6 separate regions of the Homo sapiens genome follow, and all the other regions are linked to region 2. The links are chromatin loops, found by intact Hi-C in ENCODE. Cell type or tissue: mammary epithelial cell. All regions are shown on one strand. Region 1 has its middle 7.6 kb from the start of GNA13. Region 2 overlaps RGS9 (regulator of G protein signaling 9). Region 3 holds the start of LOC107985000 (a long non-coding RNA gene). Region 4 holds the start of LOC105371864 (a long non-coding RNA gene). Region 5 overlaps GNA13 (G protein subunit alpha 13). Region 6 holds the start of LOC105371860 (a long non-coding RNA gene).

Region 1 (5,000 bases), 130 kb before region 2:
CATATGCAAATAGATTCAGATGCCCTGTGGAGCTGTGATAAAATAATTGCAGCTGTTGATTAGTTGCAATGTTCGTTTCTTTCTGGAAACTCAGTTCAGTGTCCGTCTTGCAAGATAAATAATTAAAGGTGTGATTAAAAACGAAATACATTTCCAAATAGCTTTTCTCCTCTTGTCACCTTAGAAAGAAACAAGCTCTTTCCAACAATACTGCCAGTCTTGAAATCTATTTCTAACTCTTCTGGAAAGATAGGCTTCTTATAGTTACAGTTTATTTTCAATGAAAAAAAAAGGTCTTACTTAGCTTATTTGCCAATCTTTGTGCCAAATAACTTTGGGCTGTTTACAAAAATCAGAATCATCCACAAAGGACAAAAAATGTGTCACCCTCAGACATGTTCAGAAGAATGTGCCAAAGGCTCTAGGAACAGTTCCAAAAGAGGTGTCAAAAATTTTTTTTGATGGGAAATATAATTTAAATAAGTGTTTCCCCTGCCAAGGTGACTACTTACTACTCAGGATGAGACAACGCCCATTTAGATGTTTATTTAAAAATCTGTCACATTACTTGATGGTTAAACCTTGTGTTAATCCAGCCTTCTTATTACGAAACTCTCTTTTGTCTCACCATCAGTACAAAATAGGTGGATTCTAACCCTTCCTTACAGATAAAACAGGCGTAGACTTTTCTTACCTTCCATAGGGAAAGGAAGGGAATTCCCAAGCCCTCCCAAAATACAAATCCCTTGCATTTGTGTCATGTTTTAAATGCCTCAAAGCACTTTGACCTACTTTATCTCATTCTCTGCTCACAGTAGCCCGACTAGGAACACCCAACATTAACCTCGCTCCCATTTAGCAAATGACTCTCTGAAAGCCTCATTCACTGTGGCCAGTTGCAGAGCTGGAACTGGAAGCTGCTTAGTCCAGTGCTTTTTTTTTTTTTTTTTTGGTAGGAGATAAGATCTCGCTCTGTTGCCCAGGCTGCAGTGCACTGGCGCTATCATAGCTCACTGCAGCCTCGATTCTCCCACCTCAGCCTCCTGAGTAGCTAGGACTACAGGTGTGCCCTACCAGGCCTGGCAAATTTTTTAATTTTTAGTATGTTGCCCTGGTTGATTTTGAACTCCTGGGCTCACGTGATCCTCCTGCCTTGGCCTCCCACAGTGCTGGGATTATAGACATGAATGACTGCACCCTGCCCCAGTGTTCTTGACTTTTTCTGTTGTTGTTGTTGTTTAAGAGACAGGCTCTCACTATGTTGTTCAGGCTGGTCTTGAACTCCTGGCCACAAGCTATCCTCCCACCACAGCCTCCCAAAGTGCTGAGATTACAGGCATGAGCCACTATGCCTGGCCCCCCTTGCTCTTTTTGATGTACAAAAATTGCCGTAGTGCCCAGAATGCCCAAGTGTATGAATTTCAAACCTGAGACAAGTAGCTAACTGGACTTAACCTCCAGGCACCATAGAGTTCAGTACTTTATTATTTTTCCAGCCCCTTTCAGGCTGACTGCCATCTTGAAGTTCCCCAGCTCAGACAGATCCTGGTAAGATGTTCTGTACTTTGAACTCAGGCTCTGGTTTGTAAAATATTCCAGGTGGCTGATGGAGAAATAAGAAAAGAGGAGCCAAGCTTGTTTGTTTGTTTATTTGTATGATGCACAAGCCCCACACATTTTTCACTTACCGTAGGAAGATTTAAAAAGAAACCCTTTTGTGTGTGTGTGTGTGTGTGTGTGTGTGTGTGTGTGTGTAATGAAATTTGATGTTGCCTTTACCAGAATAAGCCTCTCATGTGGAAAATTTTGTATGAAACTAGACATGTGGAATCAAATTGGTGGTGGTTTTGTTTGTTGTTGTTAATAACCGAAAACATGACTTTAATTATTGGTTGTATTTTTTCTCAGCCTCCAAAAAAGACCTATGGGCTGCTGTTGACCAGCTGAGACCTCAGCTCCTCCAAAGTCAGAAGCTGGTACTGTCTTAAAGGGACACTGGCACTCCTAAAATCCTTCCACCTTGCTTACTGCGTCAGATAGGTTTAAGGGCAATCTGTATGTAACACTCATCACAAGGCTTTGCCTGTAAATCTGAGATTCGGAAAAACTCAAAACATCGTGCTCACCCCTTCTCCTTTATTTTTACTTACAGCTTTTAAAGCAGAAGGATACATTTTTAGTATTTTATTGCCTGTCAATGCTCTGCGCCTTGCCAGAAACGGATAACGATAATTTTAAATTATTTATGTGTTTATTTTTATGAGACAGTTTCACTCTGTCACCCAGGCTAGAGTGCAATGGTATGATCACAGCTTACTGCAGCCTCCAACTTCTAGGCTCAAGGGGCCTACCTCAGCCTCCCAAGTAGCTGGGACTACAGACCACCACACCCGACTAATTATTTTTTGTAGAGACAGGTTCTCACTTTGTTGTCCAGGCTGGTCTTGAGCTCCTGGCCTCAAGTGAGCCTACCACCTCGGTCTCAAAAAGTGCTATGACTACAGAGGAGAGTCACTGTGCCTGGCCTAAGGATGCTTGAATGTAAATTCTGTTTCTCCAGTGAAGTTCAAGTTGGCAGTCTCAATTCATTCCTCCATGTAAAGATCTTCTGCTCACAACCCGGCAGCAGACAGCAGTTTTCTTTCCCTCGGAACACTGGATTAGCAAGCTTGGACCTGCCCCTTCCAGCAGCCACACTCCTGGCTAGCTTGCTCTGTCTACAGGTAGCATCACATGTCATGGCCTGTAGACCCGGCCTTTACCTCAGTGCAAAATGCCAGGGCATGTCCTCTGGTTGAGTTTATCATCGAGCAGTAAGGGCTCAGAGGGTGCTGAGAAATGGTCCATGCAGCCTTTGTCAGACCATAACACGTGGGCTCCCAGTGCAAATAATATCATAAGTTTTCTTTAAACTCCTGTGTCAGCTGCTACAGAAAAGAAAGGCCTGCTCACGATAGGATTCAGGGAAAGGCAGCAACTGCTGAGTCAGAATGACAGAATTAAAGGGCTTAGCAGATGAGGCACTGTAGCTGAGGTCCCTCATTTACTTTGTTTATTTAGAAACAGGGTCTTGCTCTGTCGCCAGACTGGAATGTAGTGGTGAGATCACTGCTCACTGCAGCCTTACCTGCTAGGCTCAAACAATCCTCTTTCCTCAGCCTCCCAAGTAGCTGTGACCACAGGCACATGCCACCATGCCCTGCTAATTTTTAAATTTTTTGTAGGGATCGGAGGGCGTCTCACTATGTTACCCAGGCTGGTCTCAAACTCCTGGGCTCAAGCGATCCGCCCACCTCAGTCTCCCAAAGTGCTGGGATTACAGGCATGAGCCAATGCACCTGGCCCTCATTTGCTTTAGTTATTAGCTTTCTCCTGGTTGTGGAAAGGTTATGCCAGGCCCAAAGAGGAGAAGAGGAGAAAATAAAAACAAAGGAAGGTGCTGGGTGTGTGGCAAGCAATTGTGTATTTGTGATTGTTTCCCCTTTCTTTGCTCATTAACAGAACTATAATAGGAAAAGCTCCCTTAAGATAGTGAGATACTGGGTGTGGTGGCTCACACCTGTAATTCCAGCATTTTGGGAGGCCAAGGTGGGAGGATTACTTGAACCCGGGAGTTTGAGACCAGCCTGGGCAACATGGCGAGATCCCATCTCTATATCAAATGTATACATATACGTACATATATACATACATATATATATTTTTAAAGATAGCGAGGGAATCGACTTTTCTGTGGAAACCAGTATGGATCATATCAGATTTTTTTTTTTTTTTTTTGAGATGGAGTCTTGCTCTGTCACCCAGGCTGCAGTGCAATGGTGCACTGCAACCTCTGCCTCCCAAGTTCAAGCGATTCTCCTGCCTCAGCTTCCTGAGTAGCTGAGATTATAGGTGTGCGCCACCACGCCTGGCTAATTTTTATATTTTTAGTAGAGATGGAGTTTCACCATGTTGGTCAGACTGGTCTCAAACTCCTGACCTCGTGATCTGCCCGCCTCGGTCTCCCAAAGTGCTGGGATTACAGGCTTGAGCCACTGCACCTGGCCCATATCAGATTGTTTGCTATTCATTTGGTTTTCCAGAGAAGGATGTAGTACAGTGGGGAGAACCCCAGGGAGAACTCAGTTAATAGAACAGAGCCTTGCCTTTCTTATCTGTAAACTGGGAGTTACACACACAGATTTATTGTAGGATTAAATTACAGAACCCCCAGGCTCAGTGTTTGTCCATAAATGGGAGGTTCCGTTTTAGGTTTTTTGAGGAAGGAACAACAAAACTTCTTTAAAAGCCCTTTGAAGGTTTAGCAACGTTGTCACTGTCAGAATGCTCTCTCTGTATCTTTCCAAAGCCCTTCCTTTTATGATTTAAACATGGTTGCTCTCTGTCTCATGCGCAGGCTCACTCACAGCCACAGGTGTGTCCCCAAACAGGATCTGTTTCTGGTGGAAAGGGCCTGATGCAGCAATAAGAAAAAAAAAAATGCCTATTTGGGGTTATATCCAGAATCTTAACTCTGAAGAGAGGAAGGATTTACTAATTCCCACAAGCCTAAGCAATCACTTCTTCAGCCAGAGAGCAGAGGTTAGAGTAGGGATGCTGGCACAGTACAGTAAGAGCAAGAGCTTTTATCTGAGGGGGTGGGGGGCTTGTGCAAAAGGGGGAAGAAAAAGGAGTGGGTTTTGTATTCTTTTTTGTTTTTGGAGACAGAGTCTCACTCTGTTGCCCAGCCTGGAGTGTAGTGGTACTATCTCGGCTCACTGCAACCTCTGCCTCCTGGGTTCAAGCAATTCTCCTGCCTCAGCCTCCTTAGTTGCTGGGATCACAGATGTGCGCCACCATGGCCGGCTAATTTTTTTGTATTTTTAGTAGAGATGGGGTTTCACCACGTTAGCCAGGCTGGTCTCGAACTTCTGACCTCAAATGATCTGCCCACCTCAGCCTCCTGAAGTGCTGGAATTACAGGTGTGAGCCACTGCACCCGGCCTGGGCTTTGTATTCTA
Region 2 (5,000 bases):
TTTGTGAATGGCAGTTGTTAATGTTATCAGTTTTCTTATTGTTTGTACACTTGTTCTTATGGAAAGTGTAAAACTTGCTTGGCATGCTTTATCTTGGATCCCATAGACATGAATTGTGCCTGGTTCTGGTCCTAGCTGCTACATCAGTGGGAAAAATGGTGTGAGGGACTTGAAACCTTAGTTTCAAAGGTCTGTGTTAGGTTTAGGAGAATTCCATAAGGGATAGGAGAGAACACTGAGTCTTTTTCTGATTCTCTGGAATGTTAGATCTCTGCTAGCTGGGCTCGAATATCCTACCTGGGATCAGGGAAATCTTTCCAAACAAGGAGGTGCAGTGGGACCTGCATCTTAGAGGAAGCCCTGAAAGGGAGTGCAGAGATGGCAAATGGGTCTACTCCGAGGCACATGGCCTGAGGCAGGTACAGGAGGAGCCACCGGCTCCCACCAGAAGCCAGGGTGTGCCATGGTAGGGGGGCAGCTGTCGTGGGTGATAGGCACCCAGCAGGTGGCAGTGATTGTAGCACCCATCACCAATGCTGCTCCAGAATTCTCTCCTAGTCCAGGTGGCAGCCTGACCCTCTGCTGGCCAGGCTCCAGGCTGTTACCATGCCTTGGAGGAGGCATTTGAATTCGTTTGTCCTTAAGGTTAAGTGAGCAGGACCTGAGTGTGGGCTCCCCACGGTGGGCATCCTCCTCACCTCTGGGATGGTCATGTCTTTGATGTGAGCCCCGGGGGACTTGTCTGTGGCTGCATCTTCCTAGCAAGTGATTACTTGGCTTGTGTGTTATGCAGGGATTGGGAGGAGGAGGATTGAATTGAGCCCTGGGCCATGAGACTAAAGGCCCTCACCCCAACCCAGGCCACCACCTGTCACAACCGCTACCTCTCTGGTGCATTTACAAATCATCCTTGCAGGGTGGAAATCCCAACCAAGATGCGAGTGGAACGATGGGCCTTCAACTTCAGCGAATTGATCCGAGACCCCAAAGGTCGACAGAGCTTCCAGTACTTCCTCAAGAAAGAATTCAGTGGTGGGTCTTTGTTTACAAAAAAAAATTAAAATAACTTACTTTTAGAAAGAGTCCTTTAATGTCTAGCCTAGGGTTTGGGGAATTTCTCAGCAGATGTTTTCAGAGCTTTGCTTATGCCCTTAAACAGTTGCTTCCTTTCACAGCTTTAAGAATGGGACCTGAGCCCAAGACTCGTTCTTTCCATAGACTCAAAGAGGCCCCACCGTCTGGGGGAAAATTGCACCTGCTCACAGAATCTACATCAGGATCCCTCACATTTCTGAGGGCTCCATCCATCCTGGATGCCCCCACTGTCACCCGAGGAGCCCCCGCTCCTTCTAGTCAGCCTCTAAATATAATGAACCTGGAGGAAGGGAAGGGAGACAGGCAGGCTTTCCCTTTCTTTCTCTTTTTGTCTCCCAGCCTGATTTTCTTTTTTCTTTGTTTCTTTCTTTTTTTTTTTTCTGGAGACAGAGTCTTGCTGTGTCGCCCAGCCTGGAGTGCAGTGGGATGATCTCAGCTCACTGCAACCTCCGCCTCCCTAGTTCAAGCGATTCCCCTGCCTCAGCCTCCCAAGTAGCTGGCGTTACAGGTGCCTGTCACCACACCTGGCTATTGTTTTGTATTTTGAGTAGAGATGGGGTTTCACCATATTGGCCACGCTGGTCTGAAACTCCTGACCTCAGGTGATCTGCCCTCCCCAGCCTCCCAAAGTGCTAGGATTACAGGCGTGAGCCACTGCGCCTGGCTTCCTGATTCTCTTTAGCTCAGTGGTTCTACACATTCAGTCTGCCTGGGGATATTTTAAAACATGTTTTCCTGGATCTCATCCCTAAAGTTGCTTTTAAATTGGTGGGGGTTGGAATCCTTGAAGTTTTGGAAACTCCCCAGATGATTCCAATGTGTGGTGATTGACAGCCATCACCTTAGCTCCTGGCCTGATTTCTTCAGGGCCTTAGGAGGGTGTGGATTTTAGTGAAATGGGCAGGGCCACATTTTGTCCCATCTCTGAATGTCACCTCATGAGGGGAACTGTGACTTTTTTTTTTTTTTGATATGGAGTCTCGCTCTGTTGCCCAGGCTGAAGTGCAGTGGCATGATCTCAGCTCACTGCAACCATTGCCTCCGAGGTTCAAGTGATTCTCCTGCCTCAGCCTCCCAAGTAGCTGGGACTATAGGCACGTGCCACCACACCTGGCTAATTTTTGTATTTTTAGTAGAGACAGGGTTTCGCCATGTTGGCCAGGCTGGTCTCGAACTCTTAACCTCTAGTGATCCACCTGCCTCGGCCTCCCAAAGTGTTGGGATTACAGGCGTGAGCCACTGCACCAGGACTGTGGCTTTTTAAATATACTGCACTTCCCGGAGAAGCATCCACAAAAAAACACGAGGCCAGATCAGAACCAGGCTGTGCATTCACCACCTTCATTGAAATATTTACCTTTACGGGATTCTTTTACTTCCTTGCTCAGTACCCAGCCCTGGGGGCATCACTCCTGAGCCTTGACACTCAGCTGCTTACTACCCAAGATCCACTTGTCTGTGGCACTGCTCCAGAAACGAATCCTACTGGACATGCCTTTAGCCTGGCTGACTGCCGGATGCAAAACATTACATGATAATATGGATTGTTGATAATCATCTCCCTAATCAAGTCTAATTGCTGCTCTAGAACAAAACCCAGAAAAGATGGATGGACTGGCGAATAAGTGGTTATAGTGCCATCTAGTGGCAAAGTGACAACATACACCCTGAATTTATTATCTCCCCCCCACTAATTCCTTAGTGAGAATCCAGCGAAAAGATTTCCCTGCATTATTTAAACCGTATTATTAGCAATCTCCTCATGAGATTCCTGAGGCTTTAGGTATGAACAGGGCAGATAAATCATCAATTTGCTCATTTACTTTTTAAAAAGATTTTTAAATTGAAATATTATTTGCATATGATGAAATTAACTTTTTAAAAGTGTACAATTCAGGGGTTTTAGTGTATTCACTAAATTGTGCAACCATCATCACTAATTCTAGAACATTTTTGCCACATTAAAAAGAAACTCTTTACCCATTAGAATCATCTTCTATTCCTGCTTCTCCTGCACCCCAGCCCTAGGCAACCACAAATCTACTTTCTACCCCTACGGATTCACCTCTTCAAGACATTTCATGTAAACGAAATCATGCAATATGTGACCTTTTGTCTTTTTTCACTTAGCATAATGTTTTCAAGGCTTGTCTGTGTTTCAGCATATAACAGCGCTTCTGTTCCTTTTTTTTTTTTTTTTTTTTTTTTTGACAAATTCTCACTCTGTCGCCCAGGCTGGAGCGCAGTGGCGTGATCTCATCTCACTGCAACTTCTGCCTCCCGGGTTCAAGTGATTCTCCTGCCTCAGCCTCCCAAGTAGCTGGGATTACAGGCGCCCGCCACCATGCCCAGCTAATTTTTGTATTTTTAGTAGAGACGGGGTTTCATCATGTTGGCCAGGCTGGTCTCAAACTCCTGACCTCAGGTGATCCACCCGCCTCGGCCTCCCAAAGTGCTGGGATTACAGGCGTGAGCCACTGCGCCTGGCCACGTGGTTCCTTTTTAATGACTGCATAATATTTCCTTCATTCCTTTTTAATGACCCCATAATATTTCCTTGTTTGTATGTACCACATTTTGCTTATCCATTTGTAAGTTAATGAACATTTGGGTTGCTTTGACTTTTTAGCTGTTATGAATAATGCTGCTATGAACTTTGGTGTACATATTTTTGTGTGCTCATTTAATATTTTTGGTGGGAAAACGTATGTAACATAAATTTTACCATTTTAACCATTTGCTTTTGAGACGGAGTCTTGCTCTGTCGCCCAGGCTGGAGTGCAATGGTACCATCTCGGCTCACTGCAACCACTGCCTCCCTGGTTCAAGCAATTCTCCTGCCTCAGCCTCCTGAGTAGCTGGGATTAGAGGCGCCCGCCACCACGGCCGGCTAATTTTTGTATTTTTAGTAGAGACAGGGTTTCACCATGTTTGTCAGGCTGGTCTCGAACTCCTGACCTTGTGATCCGCCCCCCTCAGCCTCCCAAAGTGCTGGGATTACAGGCGTGAGCCACCCATGCCCAGCCGAAATCTTCTTCCTTTTTAAGGCCAAATGATATTCCCTTGTAGTCTTCACCATATTTTGTTCATCCATTCTTTTATCGATGGACATCTGAGTGCTTTCCACTTACTGGCTATCACGAATAATTGCTTATTTAATTTTACTAAGCAATCAACTGTCTTTTGCTATGGGCAAGATGGTTTACATGGCACTTTTGTCAGATCAGTTACATTTTAGTTGAGAGCATCACTGGTCTGTGATCTCAGTCCAAAGAACGCCCTAAAGTTCATGCTGAAAAGGAAGGACCTCTATAGAGCTATGGGACAAATGCCAACTAGTTTAAAATTGTGCAGCCTTTTCTAATATGAAGCACCCAGGAGCTTTTAAAAAAATGCAGTTGACCCTTGACCAACACTGGTTTGAACTGCACGAGACCACTTATAGGTGGATTTTTTTTTCAGTAAATATATTTAAAAACTTGGGGGGATTTGCAACAATCTGAAAAAACTTGCAGATGAACTGCATAGCCTAGAAATAGAAAAAAGTTATGAAAAGGTATCATGAATCCATAAAATATATATGTAGATACATATCCACTTATGTGTCCATTGACTGTTTATGTTATTAGTAAGGCCTCTGGTAAACAGTAGGCTATTTGTAGTTAAGTTTTTGGATTTTCTACTGCATAATGGTCTGCGCCCTAACCCCTTAATTGTTCAAGGTCAACTGTACTGAGAAAAGAGAGGAGAGGATTTTGTTGTTCATTTCCCCACACTGTGACACACTCCACGATTTACACACACACACACACACAGACACACACACACTTGCTCTCTCTTGTGATCGTCTTTATTTTCCCAGGCAAAAATCACCACCTGGGACCACTGTATGAACATATGCGTGG
Region 3 (5,000 bases), 240 kb before region 2:
AAAGCTCTGAAAACTAACAGTCCTGACTCATGGGAAAGGATTCATTGTGGTCAAAGTAATTCTTAGATCATAACTGCCCCAAAATAGGAAAGATCAAGCAGCTAACACTTTTTCGTTGTTGTTGTTTTGAGACAGAGTCTTGCTCTGTCACCCCGGCTGGAGTGCAGTGGCACGATCTTGGCTCACTGCAACCTCCACCTCCCGAGTTCAAGCAATTCTCCTGCCTCAGCCTCCCAAGTAGCTGGGATTACAGGCATGCACCACCACACCCAGCTAATTTTTGTATTTTTAGTGGAGACAGGATTTTGCCATGTTGGGCAGGCTGGTCTTGAACTCCTGACCTCAAGTGATCTGCCCACCATGGCCTTCCAAAGTGCTGTGATTACAGGTGTGAGCCACCGTGCTTGGCATTATAGCTAACGTATTTGTTAATTATGTTTTCTTTTTTTTTCCTTTTTTTTTTTCTGAGATGGAGTTTCACTCTTGTTGTCCAGGCTGGAGTGCAGTGGTGCGATCTTGGCTCACTGCAACCTCCACCTCCACCACACCAGGCTGTTAATTATGTTTTCATTTCTCCTGATTAAAAAGATTCTGCTTTAAGATTGTTGACTTCAAGAAGTTTCAGTATAAACCTTATGTAGACTTTCTCTCCCCAAAACTAAAATTATTCTAGTTATAAAAATGAGTTGGGCCGGGCGCAGTGGCTCACGCCTATAATTCCAGCTCTTTGGGAGGCCGAGGCGGGTGGATCGCCTGAGGTCGGGAGTTCAATACCAGCCTGACCAACATGGAAAAACCCCGTCTCTACTAAAAATACAAAATTAGGCGGGCGTGGTGGCACATGCCTATAATCCCAGCTACTCGGGAGGCTGAGGCAGGAGAATTGCTTGAACCCGGGAGACGGAGGTTGCAGTGAGCCGAGATTGCGCCATTGCACTCCAGCCTGGGCAACAAGAGCGAAACTCCGTCTCAAAAAAAGAATTAAGATCATGTACTCTTTTAAGACCTATGTATCCGTAACTAATACAAAATGTGTCCAAACCTTTTAACAAAGTTATACATTTTATACTCCAATAGCATGTAATGTAGCTTTTGAGCATTTATTTGCCTTTCCCTTTGCTTAATACCTGGTGATAAAATAGAAAATGGATTCTATGTCAGCATTCTTGTGGCACAGATTCAAATCACCAGGTGGTATTTATTAGATTTAGATTTCCATACTCCAATTCAACTATTGTAAATTAGAAATCATCATGATCCTTCAGCTGGGCATGGTGGCTCACACCTGTAATCCCACCCAGCACTTTGAGAGGCCGAGGTGGGTGGATCACTTGAGGTCAGGAGTTCGAGACCAGCCCAGCCAACATGGTGAAATCCTGTCTCTACTAAAAATACAAAAATTAGCCGGGCATGTTGGTGCACGCCTGTAATCCCAGCTACTTGGGAGGGTGAGGCAGAAGAATCACTTGAACCTGGGAGGTGGAGGTTGCAGTGAGTCAAGATCGCGCCACTGCACCCAAGCCTGGGCAACAGAGTGAGACTCCATCTCAAAAATAATAATAATAATAAAAAATAAGAAATCATGATCCTTATTTTCACAAGTTTGCAAATATGGGGCTCACAAGGAACTAGAGTTTAGAAACCATTGCCTTTAAATCTTTAAACGGTGGCCAGGTGTGGTGGCTCATCCCTATAATCCCAGCACTTCAGGAAGCCAAGGTGAGTGAATTGCTTGAGCTCAGGAGTTCAAGACCAGCCTGGGCCACATGGTGAAACCAAAATTAGCCAGGTGTGGTGGCTCATGCCTGTGGTCCCAGCTACTCGAGAGGCTGAGGTGGGAAGATCACTTGAGCCCAGGGGGCAGAGGTTGCAATGAGTCCAGATGGCACCACTGCACACAGCCTTGGCAAAGAGTGAGAACCTGTCTCAAAAAAGAAAAATTGTAATGGTTATGCACATTACTTAAAATGACCTATTTAAGGAATTCAGACATGTTACATGCAAAAATGATCACTGCTATAAATATACATTGCATTGAGAAAAGAGAAGCTGCCCTTGTTTTCAGATTTGTGTTTATATTGCATGTGTCCTAAGTGAGGGCGATCGTAGCGTACAGCTGGGCCAGCCGCCGTTGCATAAGTAAGGAAACTGGGTCCCCCTAGTGTTCAGTTCTCATAATGACTCTCGAAAGGTGCAGAACAAGAAAAGTGGCAAGAGAACTTACAACTTCGCTATCCGTGTAACAACTCACCCAAATCAAAATTACTTCAATGACTATCCGTTTCCTACAGGGAAAGTTAGACGGGAAACCTGATGCCCAGAACATTTCCCCAAATATTATTGAGAAAATACATATTGTGGCCATGTATTTGTGTCATTTATATGCCTTTCCAGCAACTCAAGAACAAGCACGCTAACTTCCCTAACAACTTATACACCCTGGAATTCAACCAAAACTTTAAGTACCTTCTCTGCATCGACACCTCCCATTCTTAGTCTCAACTTTGTCCCTGAGCTCCTGATTTACATCTGCCTGCATGGCAGGGCATGGATATAAACTAAGCATCTTCAACTTAAAATGTCCTCAGCAGAACTCTGGATCTTCCTCCTCAAACCCACTCCTCCACACATCCAATCGGCTCTCCTTTCTAAATATATCCAGGAGCTGACTGCTTCTGCCAACTGCATCAGGACCCTTGATCCAAGCCAATATCATCTTAGCTGGATTATTACAGTAGTCTTCTAGCTGGCCTGCCTGCTTCCACTCTTGCAACATGCCACCCCATCTTAATTTTCCATACAGTAGCCAGAGTAATCTTCTTACAGCACAAGTCTGACATAAATCCTTGGCAATGAGCCCTGCGTGAACTGCCCGATGGTATTTCTTTTCCCTCTGCTCCTGTTATACTAGCCCCACTGGCTTTTTTTTTTTTTTTTTTGAGATAGAGTCTCGCTCTGTTGCCCAGGCTGGAGTGCAGTGGCATGATCTCGGCTCACTGCAACCTCTGCCTCCCAAGTTCAAGCAATTCTCCTGCCTCAGCCTCCCAAGTAGCTGGGACTACAGGCACATGCCACCACGCCCGGCTAATTTTTTGTATTTTTAATAGAGACGGGGTTTCACTATGTTAGCCAGGATGGTTTCTATCTCCTGACCTCATGATCCGCCCGCCTTGGCCTCCCAAAGTGTTGGGATTACAGGCGTGAGCCACCACGCCCAGCCCCCCCACTTTTTTTTTTTTTTTGAGATGGAGTTTCACTCTTGTTGCCCAGGCTGGAGTGCAAAGGCACAATCTTGGCTCACTGCAACTTCTACCTCTGGGTTCAAGTGATTCTCCTGCCTCAGCCTCCCGAGTATAGCTGAGATTACAGGTGCCCACCACCATGCCTGGCTAATTTTTTTTTTTTTTTTTGTATTTTTAGTAGAGATGGGGTTTTGCCATGTTAGCCATGATGGTCTCAATCTCCTGAACTGGTGATCCGCCTGCCTCGGTCTCCCGAAGTGCTGAGATTACAGGTGTGAGCCACGACACCCAGCCTCTCTTATTGTTTCTGGAATTGTTCTTCTTGTTGCAAGCTTCAGGCTTTGGCATTTGTGGTTTCCTTTGCTTGGTACTCCCTTGCCTGAGATGTATATGCAGTGTGACCCTTCAATTTGATCACTTCCAAATGCTACCTCCCTAGGGAGGCATTCCTGTCTATCCTATTCAAAATGGTACTTGTTTCTATTTGTTTACTTTGACATTAGGTTATAACAGCATCCACTTTGGGAGGCTAAGGTGGGCAGACTGCTTGAGCCCAGGAGTTTGAGACCAGCCTGGTCAACATGGTAAAACTCCTCTCTACAAAAAGTACAAAAATTAGCCAGGTGCGGTGGCACGTGCCTGTACTCCCAGCTACTTGGGAAGCTGAGGCGGGAGGACCACTTGAGCCCAGGAGGCAGAGGATATAGTGAGCCAAGATCACACCACTGCACTCTAGCCTGGATGACAGAGCAAAACTCTGTCTCAAAAAAAATTAAAAATAAAAATAAAATAAAGCATCTGTTTACTCCTTGACTCTCTGTCTCATCCACTAGTGTATTAGGGTAGGAGTTCTTTGTTCACTGCTGTATTCCCAAGGCTTTGAGCAGGGCCTGGCACCCAGTAGGTGGTGCTCCATGAATATTGTTGAATGAAAAATACATGAATGAATGAGTTATAGACTTTTTTCCCCTTTAGTTACACAAGAGAAGAAAAAGATATCTATTGACAGTTACAGCTCAAGAGAGTCTTTGCTGCTATGAAACAGCTGGATAACCACAGGACACTGAAAGCACTGTGCCGAGAACCCACCGGTTCAGCATCTGAGGATGGATGGATCTCAGACTGCCCAGCAGTAGTGTACTACATGGGTGGGTCAGTTGTAAAGAAGAAAAAACTGATCCATGAGCAGACACTAAAGAAAACAGTGGGATGAAATCAATACTGGGTTAAGTATGGCAGTCTGTGAGTTTGAACATATTGCCCCAATAGATTTTGTTTTAACTATTTTCCAGTAGACATTTTTTTTCATAATGCTTTCTTTTAATGCCTCAACTAGTCGCAAGAGCTTTACTAAATATTGCAACTCTTGGCGGGGCACGGTGGCTCACGTCAGTAATCCCAGCACTTTGGGAGACCAAGGCAGGCAGATTGCTTGAGCTCAGGAGTTCCAGACCAGCCTGGACAATGTGGAAAAAATCCCATCTCTAAAAATTAAAAATAAAAAAAATACACCGGGCATGGTGGTGCACACCTGTAATCCCAGCTACTTGGGAGGCTGAGGTGGGAGGACCACTTGACTATGGGAGGTGGAGGCTCCAGTGAGCCGTGATCATGCCACTGCACTCCAGCCTGGGCAACAGAGCGAGACCCTATTTCATAAATAAATAAATATCGCACCTCTCTTTTTTTGGTACTAAGGCAGAACTGTACATAGACTGATTTCTCCAACTTTGAGCAACCCCAGATGGCTCTACTTGA
Region 4 (5,000 bases), 98 kb before region 2:
AGTTCTAACTTTCAAGTAAAACCTGGTTCTCAAGGAAAAATAATACATGTATCTCATTATAATAATAATAAAAAAATTAACCTCATTAAGAATAAAAGAAGCTGGGCGCAGTGGCTCACGCCTGTAATTCCAGCACTTTGGGAGGCCGAGGCGGGCAGATCATGAGGTCAGGAGATCAAGACCATCCTGGTTAACAGGCTGAAACCCCGTCTCTACTAAAAATACAAACAATTAGCTAGGTGTGGTGGTGGGCGCCTGTAGTTCCAGCTACTTGGGAGGCTGAGGCAGGGGAATGGCATGAACCCGTGAGGCAGAGCTTGCAGTGAACCGAGATCACGCCACTGCAATCCAGCCTGGGCTGCAGAGCGAGACTCCGTCTCAAAAAAAAAAAAAAAAAAGAATAAAAGAAAAAAGAGAGAGAAAGCCCAAATTAGCAAAATAAGAGAATATGGGAACCAATCACAGATACATACAAAGTTGAAATGATTTTGAAATTGCTTTGCTGAACCCATTCAACTAAATTTGAAAACCTGGTTTCCACGTTGTCATTCACCATGGCTGTGGCCAAGCTAGGGCTGGAAGCTACATCTCATGGCTTTCTGCCTAGTAATTTCCCTGTGAGTCAACCAGACTTCAGAGTCTCATTTCTGAAACTTTTATTCCAGTACTCTAACCTAGAGCTAAGATGTCTTTGTAGCTTGGTGGGAACGCGGCTCTTCCATGGGAATGAGACACAGATGATCTGAAGACATATCTCCTGAGCATACCTCTTATGATAAATGCCCACATGCCTCCATCTGACATCAGCTTTGTCTGCCATGCTCAGGCCACCTGGCTCTAGAAATAAAAGATGGGAACGTCCCTGATCCTGAATGTTAAACCTGGAAAATCTCCTCCTGCCAGAGATGTAGCTAGCATTCCATATTTAAACTATCTTTAAAGATTTTAATGTTGACAATAGTAACAACAACTGGTATCTATTGATTCTTTACTCCTTTGTCCCCTATCATTGTACCATCCCCATTTTACAGAAATCAAAGCACAGAGGGGTTAAGTAACTTGCCCAAAGCCACACAGAGAGTAAGTAATGGAGTTGATATTTGACCCCAAGTAATCTGATTCCAGAGATTATATTTTACCTCCAATTATGACTCCAACAGTTTTCATATTATTTTGAGAATTCTGAGAATTATTCTCAGAATAATATATATATGTGTATATATTATATATACATATATATATATATATATGCCAGACTATGTATATAATGTATATATGTATATAATGGAACCACTACGCCTAGTAAATTGTTTTTTTTAAGGTCCCAAGAGACATAGGAGAGAAACTATTGGTTACTGGACATTCACCAAGTGTCAGTCATAGTTCTAAGCGCTTGTACATGAATCAGCTCAGTAATCTTAAAACCAAAACCAGAACCAAACAAACCGCCGCCCACCCCCTGGGGAGAGTGCAGTGATTCTCACTCATCAGATGAGACAAAGGAAGCCCAGAGAGGTTCCATAACTTGCTTGAGATCCTACAGCTAGGTGGCAAATCCAGGGCTCAGAGCCAGCCCATTTGGCCCGTGAGCAGCATTCTTCACCACCAAGCACACCCCACTGCCAGTCTTTAACCCAGTTATTCATTCAGTCCTCACAGCACATGATCGACAGGAGTCATTTCCTACCCACTTGCTTTTCTCGGGTTAGATGGGGTAACTGACGCTGATAAAGTTTAAATATTAGGTTGGAGCAAAAGTAATTGTGGCTTTGCCATTTTAATGGCAAAACCCGAATAATTTGCTTAGTGCCATTCAATGACTTGGGGCTGGCTAGCCAGGGAGCCAAAGCGTGTTGCATCTGTTTTCACTTCCCCAGGCCTTAGTGGTGCGGTCTAAGGCTCGCCCTCTGCCACACATCCTCCTCTCCCTCCTCCCGGCAGCTCCTCCTCCTCCTCGTCCACCTCCACCTCCTCCTCCACCCCCTCTCCCTCCACCTCCTCCTCTCCCTCCTCCTTTTCCCCCCGTACCCCTCCGCCCCCCGGGGCCCTGCCCTGCGGGTCTCACCTGCCGCTCGGCGGGGTCCCGGCGGGGGCCGGACAGCGCCACCTGGCGGCAGGTGGACGCCCGCGCAGCGCATGCTAATGAGCCCGCGTCGTCGCTCGCGGATTGGCTGGCGCGGATTCCAGCTGCTTTCCAAGTTGGAGGCGCCTAGTGAGGGTCAGGGAGGCCCGGCCCGCGCCCTCCCCGCCCAGCCGCCTCCCCGTCGACCACCCAGGGCTGGGGCGAGCCAGGCTGCCTTTCGAACTTGGGGGCTTCTCCTCTTGTCTCCCACTGGTGCTCTGGCCGTGAATCCATCCAGGCGCCAGGAGATGACAATCCGGTACCAAGGCCGGCAGTACAGGCTGAGGATGGCATTTCTCCAAAAGGTAACCCTGGCCCCTTACCTGGGCCCTGGAGTGCCGGGGACCACATCTGGGAAGCGTCCGAGGACACGTGGGGCAGGAGTGGAGGGCACCCCTTTGGGTCGATTTGTGCAGCTCGATTTCATTAAGTGACTGGTGTGAGTTGTGATAAAGACAATTCCGTTTAGGTTTCCAAGCTGCGTCCTGGGCCTGGAGACTGAGACAGAGATCCACGGACTGCAGTGCAGGCAGCCCACCCCAGATCCGAGTCATATAAGGTAACCCAGACAACCACCTACGAATTTAAAGCTCCTATAAGTTGCCCTTTCTGCATCCGAAGTGTGATATTTGAAAGTTAAAAACGTTATCTTACATACATAGATCTTAAAACGTATCTTACACCACAACCTACTCACAGATGCAAAGGCAGTGGTCATGGTCTTCCATTGCTTGGGGTCCTGGGGCCGGGTTTGAGGCTGAATGTCAGGGTTTCCTTTGCCATAACCTCATTCTGCACCACGTGCTGTCAGCCAGGCAGCCAATGTGGACTTGGAGGCTGGCATCTGCTGGGCACTGCTCGAGGTACCAGGGACACAGTGATGAGCAAAACGAGCATGGCCCCTGCCCTCAAAGTCCCTTGAGGCTAAATGGCCCACCCAAGGGCAGCTTAACAGTGCCCAGCCTTGGGGGATGTGGGCTGATGGAGGACTGGGCCCACCACAAGGTACCTTAGGGTGCCCCCAGTCAAATATATCTACTTTTTTTTTTTTTTTTTTGAGACAGTCTCACTCTCTTGTCCAGGCTGGAGTGCAGTGGTGCGATCTTGGCTCTCTGCAACCTCCACCTCCCAGGTTCAAGCGATTCTCCTGTCTCAGCCTCCCGAGTAGCTGGGATTACAGGTGCGCACCATCACACCTGGCTAATTTTTATATTTTTAGTAGAGGCGGGGTTTCACTATGTTGGCCAGGCTGATCTCGAACTCCTGACCTCAAGTGATCAGCCCCCTTCGGCCTCCCAAAGTGCTGGGATTACAGGCATGAGTCACTGCGCCCGGCCAAATACATCTTTCTAGAGGAGCCAAGCTCCCTCAGCCAGCCAATGGCAGAGCTGCAGGTGAATGGCATCAGATGGTGTTGACATCCCACCCAACATCAGGGACTTCTACTGTAAGTGCCCGAGCCTCTCTGCTCAGGGGGTTTTCTCTGGCCATAGGAACATGACTGCCACACATGTGGCCAGAGTGCCAGGGAGTGGATGCCCCCTGGATCAGCCTGCAACTGATAGTGAAAGACAGTTGCTTGATGAAAAGTACCAAGCTTCCTCCCCACCGGGTATGGCTCTTCTGAGGGTGTTCTATGTTGTTTCTCCCAGAGGCTCCCAGTAGGACAGAACTCAGGTGGCCCACGGGGGTTGCTGCTCATGAATGAGCCCTGTATTGTCCACCTTACTTACCCTGTCCCACCTCCCCAGGCACCAGCCGCTTTCAGGAATCAATCTTCCCACCCATGCGACAGGCTAGTTCAATTATTATCTCCGTTTTACAGGTAAGGAAACTGAGGCTGGTAAGGGCTAACACTAGAAGAATTGTTGACATGATACAGAAAAGCTGGTCTCACTACAATTGTAGAAACATAATTATTTATTTTATTATTATTATTATTTGAGACAAAGTCTGGCTCTGTTGGCCAGGCTGGAGTGCAGTGGCGTGATTTCGGCTCACTGCAGCCTTGACCTCCTGGGCTCCAGTGATCCTCCCTTCTCAGCCTCCCAAGTAGCTGGAACTACAGGCAGGCACTACCATGCCTGGCTAATTTTTTTTGTTTTTTTTTTTATAGAGATTTTTTTGTATTTTTAATAGAGATGGGATTTTGCCCTGTTGCCCAGGCTGGCCTCAAACTCCTGAACTCATGTGATCTGCCTGCCTCGGCCTCCCAAAGTGCTGCGATTACAGGCATGAGTCACTGTGCCCAGCCAGGAGAAATATAAAATTAAGACTGTGGTGAGAGGGAGCTTCCGATTCTACTTGAAGAGTGGGGGTAGTCATCACTGAAGAGAGAGCCTTCAAGCTTGGAGGATCCTGAGGCTTCCGCTGGGCAGAGGAAGGAAGACCCCACCTGCAGAAGCAGCCCCTGCCGAAGTACAGGGATGTATGAGAGTCTGGTGTGTCTGAGGGCATGCTGATTGCTGTTCACTGAGCATATAGTACAAGGGGAGTGTGAGGTGGGACAGGCAGGCAGGGATGGATAGGAAAGGTCTATGCCTTACAGAGGTGGTGCTATTTTTCCCCAAAGAGCAGGTGAGTGAAGTGGTCAGATTTAGGTTCAAATGAGGGCTCTAATGTAAGCCAGAAGAATGGATGGGATATATTTCCTTCCCTGAGCCAAGAGAATTCACTCAGGGTCTTTCTGTGCTGTCTGCAACTCCAGTTACCTAGGAAATGACAGCTTTTCATGGGGTCAGAGGGAGTGGTGCTGATCAGAAGGGCCCTTCTCCTGTGACTGTGGAGGCTTTCACACCTGTCATCACTCCTGTGATGTCCCAGGCTCGATGCAGCCCTGTGTAGGTATGTCTACCAGCCAAGCTGATGCCAACCAGCC
Region 5 (5,000 bases), 170 kb before region 2:
GACCACCCGGGCTCAGGTGATTCTCCCACTTCAGCCTCCAGCGTAGGTGGGATTACAGGCACTTGCTACCATGCCTGGCTAATTGTTTGTATTTTTAGTAGAGATGGGGTTTCACTATGTTGCCCAGGGTGGTCTCGAACTCCTGGACTCAAGCAACCCACCCACTTCGGCCTCCGGGAGTGCTGGGATTACAAGCATGAGCCACTACACCCAGCTGTAAAAGTGGATTTCAAGCAGTATTTGCATTCTTCATAATTCACCACGTCTCACAAGAAACTATCAGGCCTTCTTTTGGGATATCTGAATCATAAACAATAAAATTAAGTCTATATATAGCTTCCTCTTTTAAAAAAACTTATTTGACAATTCTGACAAGCTTTATTTCCTACTGTACTACAGTTCTAGCTGCCTACTTGTCTATACCCCTAGAGCCTATTTTCAAATGTTCACCATAGTCCACAGCTTTCAAGCTAACTCAGATTTTGTGGTTAAAAATTAATGGACCTGATACTCCAGATGTAACATTACTGAACGTGCTGAGAAGCGCGGATGGGAAAAGTTATCGTTAAGTGCTACTTATATTTTAGCAATAGGACTCTAAGGAACTTGAAACCTCAATTAAACTTACAAAATTAATTTGCTTCTATAATAGACACCTAAACATTGCATGATAGGTAAATAAGCAATTAAAAATGCTTAATAGGCAGCACTCCCTGGCCAGGTTCAGTGGCTCAATGCCTGTAATCCCAGCACTTTGGGAGGCTAAAGAGCAAGGATCGCCTGAGCCCAGGAGTTCGAGACCCAGCCTAGAACACATAGAGAGATCCCATCTCTACAAAAAAAAAAAAAAAAAAATTAGCCGGGTGTGGTGGTGCACGCCTGTGGTCCCAGCTATTTGGGAGGCTGAGGTGGGAGGATCACTTGAGCCTAGGAGTTCAAGACTGCAGTGAGCCACGACTAAGCAGCAGCACTCTCCATCGTTTTACGTGGTAAACAGGTAAAAAAACTGCACTATGATGAAAACAGCAGATAAGACACAACAAAAAAAATTATAAGTAATGTATAAGGTTTTAATTTTCAGAGTTAAAATGAGAGGCCTACTCTGCCAAACATTACTATGATTTTATATATTAGTTAATCATCACTAAAAACCCAAAAACTATACAATTTTCTATATTTTATACTCCCAAAATAAGACCAAATCACTACTCTCCACCAAAATAAAAAAAAAAAACCATAAGACAACACAAAAATCACATCCAACCCTTAAACAAACCTCAAATCCTTCAAATCAAGACTACACTATCCCTCTGAGTCAGGTCAGAGTCCCAATACCAACATAATTGACAAATACAATTTATCACTTTATCATCTGATCCCCAAAGGGAATGATGATCTATAGTTATATCAGGAAGCCATGACTAGAAAATACTCTATGGCTTAGATGTAAGACTTTCCATTAAAAACAAAAACAAAACAGTACTCATTTTCACAAATCATAAGCCAAGTTTATATAGGCTGTAAAATAAAGCCGTTTCCAAAGTAAGTATAATTAAAGAAATAATTTTTTGCCAAATGAATCTTACACTAAAGAATCACAAATTCATCAAAAAATATGAAGCAGAGGGGGTTCATTAAAATACAGAACTTCTAGATCATTCAAGATCTAATATAGTATGAACCCCCTTTTAAGAAAATTGCATAGAAAATGAGATTACAAGGAAACTCATCAAAATGTAACAGTGGTTATAAAGACATATACATGAACCTTTTCCAAGCACATTCAATTTTTTGTTTGTTTGTTTGTTTGTTTTGAGACGGAGTTTCGCTCTTGTTGCCCAGGCTGGGGTGCAATGGCAGGATCCTGGCTCACCACAACCTCCGCCTCCCAGGTTCAAGCGATTCTTCTGCCTCAGCCTTCCAAGTAGCTGGGATTACAAGCATGAGCCACCATGACCAGTTAATTTTGTATTTTTAGTGGAGACAGGGTTTCTCTATGTTGGTCAGGCTGGTCTCGAACTCCCGGCCTCAGGTGATCCGCCCACCTTGGCCTCCCAAAATGCTGGGATTACAGGCGTGAGCCACCGCGCCCGGCCTCTTTTCCCAGCATATTCTTAAGGCTCACTACTTTCTGAAGCAGAAGGAAAGAAACCATTTTATGAAAATCTAGTTTACTGACTTCCTAATAATTTTTCTACAATTCTGATCTTAACACTAGCACTTTTGTGTCCTTTCTCTTGCCTCAGAAATCCAAAGTGCACCTGTCTTTCTCAAATCATCCAGATTTATTTATATAGTAAAGCCAAATTCCCACCTCACACCCCTCCCCCGCCTTTTTTTTTTTTTTAAAGAGATAGGTTTTCACTATGTTTCCCAGGCTGGTCTCAAATTCCTAGGCTCAAGCAGTCCTCCTGCCTCAGCCTTCCAAGTAGCTGGGATTACAGGCGTACCACCACAAGCAGCCACTGGGGGCCCTTTAAAAATCTAAGAAAACCTTTTGCTTAAATTTCCATAGTGGTTTTATCAGCACCTCCTATGGCATGAGTCATTTTCTACCTCATATGCAATCATCTGTGTACTTGTTTTATTTCCTTTTCTACAATGTATTGTTCCTGGGGACAGTTTTTGCCTTCTTAGTCACTGTATCCCTCTAAATATTTGCATATAGTGTTAAATAATATATATGTTTGAAAAAAGTGAGTATCACAGAATTGGACTCTCTTTGAAACTAGGAACACTGACATGCTAATTTCTCCTTTACAACAAAAGGCTTTCCTAAGAATGATGGGAGAGGCCAAAACAAAACCAAATATTCAAAACTTCTATCAGTTAAGAAAACAAGGCTGGGCGTGGTGGCTCATGCCTGTAATCCCAGCACTTTGAGAGGTCAAGGTGGGCAGATTACTTGAGGCCAGGAGTTTAAGACCAGTCTGGCCAACATGGTGAAATCCCATCTACTAAAAGTACAAACATTAGGCTGGGCACGGTGGCTCACGCCTGTAATCCCAGTACTCTGGGAGGCCGAGGTGGGCGGATCACGAGGTCAGGAGATCGAGCTCACGGTGAAACCCCGTCTCTACTAAAAATACAAAAAATCAGCCGGGCGCGGTGGCGGGTGCCTGTAGTCCCAGCTACTCGGGAGGCTGAAGCAGGAGAATGGCGTGAACCCGGGAGGCGGAGCTTGCAGTGAGCTGAGATCGCGTCACTGCACTCCAGCCTGGGTGACAGAGCGAGACTCCGTCTCAAAAAACAAAACAAAACAAAAGTACAAACATTAGGCGGGCATAGTGATGGGCTCCTGTAGTCTCAGCTACTTGGGAGGGAGGTTGAGGCAGGAGAACTGCTTGAATCCGGGAGGCAGAGGTTGCAGTGAGTTGAGATCACGCCACTGCACTCCAACCTGAGCGACAGAGTGAGGCTGTCTCCAAAAAAAAAAAAAAAAAAAATACCACCTACCATATAAGGAAGAAAGTGGAAAAAAAAAACCCACTTCACAGGTGATTCTTAAGGTTGCTCATCATCTACTTGCAAGAACCACTGTAATTATAATTTTCCTAAATGGTAGCAGTTGCCTCTTGTAATTAGCTCACTGGTACTTAGGGCATTTCATGAAATACTTGAGCCTAAGAAGACTGTTTCATGTGTCATGAGAGGTATGACTGCAGATCACTTGTCTTGGCCTCAACACTAGGATGATAGCGCCACAACCTTAAGCAACTTTCAGGTCACCAAGAAAGATGAAAGTCAAGGAATACAGATCAAACTATCTCTAATTCCTGCCTCCCTACTTTACTCTTCAGCTCCACACCACCTTCTTCTTCCAATCTGCAGCCTCCACTTCCCCCACCTACACACCTTCCAGAGAGCTACAGCCTCTACATGCAGTCTCTAGAATCTAGCCTTCCCCAAGTAGGTGACAGTTTCCTTAAAGAGGAATACTATGGATTTTGTTTCTTAAAAAGGAGGTAGAAACAAAAAGAAAAAGAAAAAGAAAAAAAAAGGAGGCAGAGTTACTGATATAATACTGAGAAGTTCACCTGAATGAGAAACATAAGGATGTTGGGAAAAACTTGGTGAACACTGAAGGATCAAGGATACTGTTCAGTTGTGCTGCTGAGTCAAAAAGTATTTACCAAGAACTACCTAAAACAGGAGAAATATAATAGTATCTGATAAAATGCTGAATTAGCTATGCAGTTAGCATGTCTCGTGTTTGAAGTCTCCAGCTAGTCCCAACTGACTATCTCCAACATTATCTCCTACTTTTCCCTATGAAACAAGCTCCATGCTCATCTCCCCATGCTTCTGGAAAATTCTGTGCATATTCCTACCTCCTCTGCCTAACACCATTTCCCCCACACGCCTCTGCTTCCACCTCTCCTTCTGGGGTTCTTACTATTATACAGGGAGCAAAGATAAATTTTAAGTTGGAAGACAGCTTGGAGAACAAGTAACCTTATGCTCCATTTTACAGATGAGAAGCCTAAGGGTCAGGGAAGTTAGGTGGCTTAGCCAACAAAACTGTTTCAGTGGCAGAACCAAGAATTTAATGTATCCTGATTCTTATTTTTCCCCTACCTCCACTGCAACTTCCCAACTCTCGGTAATCATACTCTTCACTCAATATCTTTTGCACTTACGGTTTATACCACTCATGGCACTTCTTTATTTTTATATGTAGTCCTACATGTCAAATTTAGACTCAAAATCTCTTTGCTACACCTCCCTGTATCCTAGGATAGCAATTTTACCCTGTACAGAGCAATAGCTACATAAACATCTGTTGAATTTTTTGTATTATAACTTCCCCTTTATGACATCCTGTTTCCATCTTATTATTTCTACAAATGTCAGAGTTGTCACAAGCATAATACATTGAACGGGAAGGTTTTTTTTTTTAAAGGCAACTTTCTGCCACTAAATTCCACTTGTTTATAAATGTAAATGCTAAAGACAGAAAAGAGATCAACTCAAATGTACATGGCAAAGATCTTCAGTGG
Region 6 (5,000 bases), 350 kb before region 2:
TCGTGTGTGCTTCCAGAGGTATTCTTGTCCAACAGAACTTCAGTGATGAAAACAGTTGCCTGTGCTGCCAGTTTGGAAGCCATTAGCCACACGGGGCAGTTGAGCACTTGATATGTGGCTAGTGTGTCTTAGGAGCTGAATTTAAAAAAAAATTTTTTTTTTTTTAAAGACTCAGTGTCTTGCTCTGTTTACCAGACTGGACTGCAGTGATGTGTGAACATGGCCTCAAACTCCTATTTATTTATTTTTTGAGACAGGGCCTCACTCTGTTGTCCAGGCTGGAGTGCAGTGGTGCAGTCATAGGTCACTGCAACCTTGACCTCCTGGGCTCAAGAAATCCTCCCACCTCAGCCTCCTAAGTTGCTGGGACTACAGATGAATGCCACCATGTTTGGCTGATTTTTACAATTTTAAATTTTTTGCCTGGGCGCAGTGGCTCATGCCTGTAATCTCAGCACTTTGGGAGGCTGAGGCGGGCAGATCACCTGAGGTCAGGAGTTCGAGACCAGCCTGGCCAACATGGCGAAACCTTGTCTCTACCAAAAATACAAAAATTTGCTGGGCATGGTGGTGCGTGCCTGTAGTCCCAGCTACTTGGAGGCTGAGGCACGATAATCGCTGAACCCAGGAGGCAGATGTTGTAATAAGCTGAGACTGCGCCACTGCACTCCAGCCTGGGTGACAGAGTGAGACCCGTCTCAAAAAAAATAAAAATAAATAAATAAATAAATTTTTTGTAGAAAAGGGGTTTCACTATGTTGCCCAGGGTGTTCTTGAACTATTGGCCTCAAGCTATCCTCCCACTTGGCCTCCCAAAGTGCTAGGATTACAGGCATGAGCTACTGTGGCCAACCTAAATTTATATGTAAATAGCCATATGTGGCTAGTGGCTACTGTATCAGACCTCACAGTTCTGTACAGATAACGCACAGCGCACAGTAGCATACTATACACGCCCTACTAAATCTTGCTTTGTTCCCTTAACGGCACCTATGCATCTTGGAGATAGATTGTCCCAGTCTGCCTCATTTTTAAAAACTGCTGCATAATATCCTCTTGTAATCCACAAAGGCAATCCCAGACCCAGCCTGGGGGGCCATGGGTCATCACTTTTTACAACAAGCTCTAAAATCTTCCACATATACCATAATCAAGGCACTTCAGAACAACCCTAGGTTCCTCATGCCTCTACTTTTATTAGCCTGGGCCTGACATAGTTGGACATTGAATAGTCACTTCTGGGGGCTGGTGGAAATAATTTACCATGAGTGACTGCCCTAAAATATACTCTCCACCCACATGGCCCGTGTCTGGCATTCACTAGTGCTGGTGGCATTCTTTAAGGTTGCTCATATCTCTAAGTGGTTCTCCTTTAAAGAGCAAAGTCTCCTGGGAAAGGTGGTCATTAAGCAGAACATCTGGGGCTCATCTTGCTTTTGCCCTGTTGAGAGGGGCCAAGGGACTTGGTAGAGCAGCAGGGGCTCTGACGGTGAACCTCATTGTTTTTAAAATTATTCTTAAGAGGCCAGGTGCGTTGGCTCACACCTGTAGTCCCAGGATTTTGAGGAGCAGAGGCAGGAGGATCGTTTGAGTCCAGGAGTTCAAGATTAGACTGAGCAACACGGGGAGACCTCATCTCTACAAAAAATTTAAAAGAAAATTAATTGGGCATCGTGGCATGAGCCTGTGGTTCCCGCTACTCGGGAGGCTGAGGTGGGAGGCTGTGGTTCCCGCTACTCACCTGAGCCCAGGAGGTTGAGACTTGCAGTGAGCTGAGTTCACACCACTGTACTCGAGCCTTGATGACAGAATGAGAGTTTCTCAAAAAAAAAAAAAAAAAAAAAATTGTCCTTAAGTCCATGTGGACCCCTGACTAGGTTTGTGCCCTAGACAGCCTTCCTCTGAGGGCAATTCAGGTGGTGAGACTCCAGCTTTAAATGGCCTCTAGAGAAATTTCACTAACCTGCCTTGGTGTTTGACCCTGTATAACCCCTTTCTTCTGGAGGTCCCTTTGGGTGGCAGTAGATACGGGATTTGGTGTCTGACAGCTCTGGGGACAGATCCCAGCTCCAAATGGCAGAGTCTCTACAGATTACAAGCCAAATACTTAGCACTATGTGCTGATCTTCAGGAAGTCAGTCTATATTTCATAACAAGTCACATGGGGATAATGAAGGAATGGCCTAAAACGCTCTCAGTAATATTCCTGAGTCATCCCTCAGGGCTGGGCTTGGTGTTAGGCATGGCGGGGAAGGGAGCAGAGCTGTGTGCAGAGGAAGATGCAGTTCTTGCCTTGTCAGGGTCCCTGACCTGATGGCGACCCATGGTGGAGTCTTCATAGTGATAGACACCACTGTAAAAGCAGATCCAGGTTGTGCAACCCTCAAAGCAGGTCTCCTCACTCACCGGGATAGATAGACTATTGGCGGTACCTGCATCCACCGCTTGCCATGGTTTCGTTGTGGGTGGAGGATACTTTCCTGTCCCCTGGCTTTGGGTTTGCCCATGTGGATTGCTCTGGCCTTGGAATGAAGCAGAAACCAAAGGCTGCCAGTTCCGAGCCCACGTCTGAAGTCGCCTTAGGTGGTTCCGCGGGCCCCGTGCGCTCCCACCTTCACCCAGAGGGCCTTCTCTGGTGCAGCCGCTGCTTCTTCAGCCTCCGCCCAAAAGGAACGGAGGCCCCTGGCTGATCCGCAGGCCTACAGGGAGCCACAGAGCGCAGCGGCTGGACCAGCGTTCAAGCCCAAGCACAGGCCTGCGAGAACCTTGTTCCAGCCGCCGTTTAGGATGGTTGATTAGGACGCGTTGCAGTGGCGGTAGCTCACCAATCCAGTGCGTGCACCCGCTCCTTTATTAGGCCATAGAGCCAGTGGCTCCCACAGGGACCTGATACAACAGTGCGTTAAATAAGGAGCATATTGAGCTCTCATGTCGTAAGCCAGTGGAGAAGTCCAGGGCTAGTGTGGGGGCTCCGGCGGGGGCTGTGGCCCGCATCCGCATGGAGCCTCCCCATGGTTCACAGGTCTCAGTCTTCGGAGCCTTCGGCCCTGCGAGCCCGAACGGTCCACAGGGGGGCGCCAAACCCTCTTTCGAACGCCATCCTCTAAAGCCTAGGCTCCAACCGGTTCCATTTCTTCAGGCTCAGGATTTTCACTCTTCTCGAATGGGGGTGTCCCTCCCCCAATCTTCTGAGTCGCAACAGCATCTCCCTCCCTCCAGGACCTCAGAGCCAGAGCTGGGCGAGAGGCCCTGACCTCCGGGGTAGGGTGGAAGCGTCCCTGTGAAGGTGCTGTCCTGCCTCCCATCCCCAGGCGCCGGGCCTCTCCCACCCTCAGCGCCCTGCTCACCTCCAGCTGAAGATGTCAGGGCACCTCTGCTTCCTCCCTGCCGTTTCTGCAGTACCGCCGAGTGTGCATAAACGGGTTTAATACAGGCTTTGCTGGGTGCGGGGACTCCCACCTGTAATCCCAGTACCTTGAGAGACCAAGGCGGGAGGATCACTTGAGGCCAGGAGTTCAAAACCAGCCTGGGCAACAAAGTGAGGCCCGTCTCTGGAAAAAAAAAAAAAAAAAAGAATAAAAGAGGTCCCTTTTTCTGGGAGATTGATATAGGGGAGTGTGAGTTAGAAGGGAGGCATCGAGGATCAGTCATTTAAAGCAGCATCCAAGGATGTTCAAGGCTAGAGATCCACAGGTGTATTTTCAGAAACTGAATTTCCTGGCGGGGCACAGTGACTCATGCCTGTAATCCCAGCACTTTGGGAGGCCAAGGTGAGTGGATCACTTGAGGTCAGGAGTTCAAGACTAGCCTGGCCAACATGCTGAAACTGTTTTTAGAAAAAAAAAAATTGGCCAGGCATGGTGGTGGGCGCCTGTAATCCCAGCTATTCGGGAGGCTGAGGCAGGAGAATCACTTGAACCTGGAAGGCAGAGGTTGCAGTCAACCGAGATCACGCTACTGCACTCCAGCCTGGGTGACAGAGACTGTCTCCAAAAACAAACAAACACACAAACAAAACACAAAAAAACCCCAAAACCCAAAACAAGCCAGGCGTGGTAGCTCGCACCTGTAATCTCAGCCCTTTGGGAGGCCAGGGCGGGTGGATTACCTGAGGTCAGGAGTTTGAGACCAGCCTGACCAACATGGGGAAACCCCGTCTCTACTAAAAATACAAAAATTAGCCGGGCATGGTGGTGCATGCCTGTAACCCCAGCTACTAGGGAGGCTGAGGCAGGAGACTTGCTTGAACCCAGGAGGCAGAGGATGCAGTGAGCTGAGATCGTGCCATTGCATTCCAGACTGAGCAACAAGAGCAAAACTCCACCTTAAAAGAAAAAAAAAAAAAGAAAAAACAAACAAAACTCCTGAATTTCCCTGTGGATACCTTTTCTCTGGCAGACTTTTTCAATGAGGGCTAAGTTGTCTCCAATACTATATGGCCTGTAGACCGCTCAGCTTTCATTCCAGTGAAAACATTCCAGAAAAATCTCTGAATCAATCCCAGGTGTTTCTCCAATCAGCTCAGGATGATTGTGTGTTACCTGCTGCCCAGCTAGTGACACCTCTCCAGGCCTCTGACTTAGCTAGGTCTCCACCATGTGACTCCACCGTAGACTCCCCGCCTTCTTCTTTTGCAAAGCCTTGGACACCCAAACACCTACCAAAAGTGGGTTAGTGTGCCAGGACACCTCCAAGTGTAAGTGGGGCTCTCCAGCACACCTGGATGTGGAGGTGTGATGCAGAGTGGTGGCTGCTCGTGACACTCATTTCACCCCTTTCTGTGCAGGTGCCAGAAGCCCAGGAAGCACACATCAAGGCTCGCTTGCCAGCGGGGTGCTGCCAATAAAATGTAGTCACGTGGAATTTGGGATGTGGAAAGGAGGTAGAAGTCATCCTTTCCTCCCCCATAGCAGCAGGTGTGCAGGCTCTGGTGGTCAGCTGGACTCCATACTCCCCCACCAGTCACCAGCCTGGGGACCGTGGGGCTGCAAGGACCTCAG

The links. Peaks named below come from ENCODE experiments on the same cell type or tissue, not always from the same donor. Only the 100,000 strongest peaks of a DNase experiment are listed, where the experiment ranks them.
Region 1: it touches region 2 in a loop (9-fold over the local background); 11 of 110 quality-filtered maps call a loop at or near these places.
Region 3: it touches region 2 in a loop (18-fold over the local background); 27 of 110 quality-filtered maps call a loop at or near these places.
Region 4: it touches region 2 in a loop (7-fold over the local background); 19 of 110 quality-filtered maps call a loop at or near these places.
Region 5: it touches region 2 in a loop (3-fold over the local background); 2 of 110 quality-filtered maps call a loop at or near these places.
Region 6: it touches region 2 in a loop (16-fold over the local background); 13 of 110 quality-filtered maps call a loop at or near these places.

What each region holds. Positions count from the first base shown.
Region 1 is chr17:65,061,824-65,066,823 of GRCh38, forward strand. No RefSeq gene overlaps it. Among named protein-coding and RNA genes, the nearest start is that of GNA13, 7.6 kb to the left of the region's middle. RefSeq lists an enhancer at 1,942-2,908. In mammary epithelial cell, no CTCF peak of the experiment used is centred here; a DNase peak (open chromatin) is centred at 2,788; H3K27ac peaks cover 2,365 bases.
Region 2 is chr17:65,196,210-65,201,209 of GRCh38, forward strand. It overlaps RGS9 (regulator of G protein signaling 9), which reads left to right. Exons shown (of 19, transcript NM_003835.4): 13 at 917-1,032. Among named protein-coding and RNA genes, the nearest start is that of RGS9, 61 kb to the left of the region's middle. In mammary epithelial cell, a CTCF peak has its summit at 2,734 (motif pointing left); no DNase peak of the experiment used is centred here.
Region 3 is chr17:64,959,832-64,964,831 of GRCh38, forward strand. LOC107985000 (a long non-coding RNA gene) reads right to left here and starts at 2,933. Exons shown (of 3, transcript XR_001752973.3): 1 at 1-2,933. In mammary epithelial cell, CTCF peaks have their summits at 2,174 (motif pointing left) and 4,170 (motif pointing right); a DNase peak (open chromatin) is centred at 10.
Region 4 is chr17:65,098,616-65,103,615 of GRCh38, forward strand. LOC105371864 (a long non-coding RNA gene) reads right to left here and starts at 2,097. Exons shown (of 3, transcript XR_934923.2): 1 at 2,066-2,097. LOC100507002 (a long non-coding RNA gene) reads left to right here and starts at 2,197. Exons shown (of 3, transcript NR_110801.1): 1 at 2,197-2,427; 2 at 2,592-2,681. RefSeq lists a silencer at 1,964-2,293. In mammary epithelial cell, a CTCF peak has its summit at 2,111 (motif pointing left); DNase peaks (open chromatin) are centred at 1,536 and 2,146; H3K4me3 peaks cover 789 bases; H3K27ac peaks cover 649 bases.
Region 5 is chr17:65,024,982-65,029,981 of GRCh38, forward strand. The region is part of intron 2 of GNA13 (G protein subunit alpha 13); the gene reads right to left. Among named protein-coding and RNA genes, the nearest start is that of GNA13, 29 kb to the right of the region's middle. RefSeq lists enhancers at 2,706-3,645, 3,646-4,585. In mammary epithelial cell, a CTCF peak has its summit at 2,467; a DNase peak (open chromatin) is centred at 2,540; H3K27ac peaks cover 483 bases.
Region 6 is chr17:64,844,936-64,849,935 of GRCh38, forward strand. LOC105371860 (a long non-coding RNA gene) reads right to left here and starts at 1,822. Exons shown (of 2, transcript XR_934918.4): 1 at 1,742-1,822; 2 at 1-135. LOC105376844 (a long non-coding RNA gene) reads left to right here and starts at 4,876. Exons shown (of 4, transcript XR_934912.4): 1 at 4,876-5,000. RefSeq lists an enhancer at 3,116-3,165. In mammary epithelial cell, a CTCF peak has its summit at 3,088 (motif pointing right); no DNase peak of the experiment used is centred here.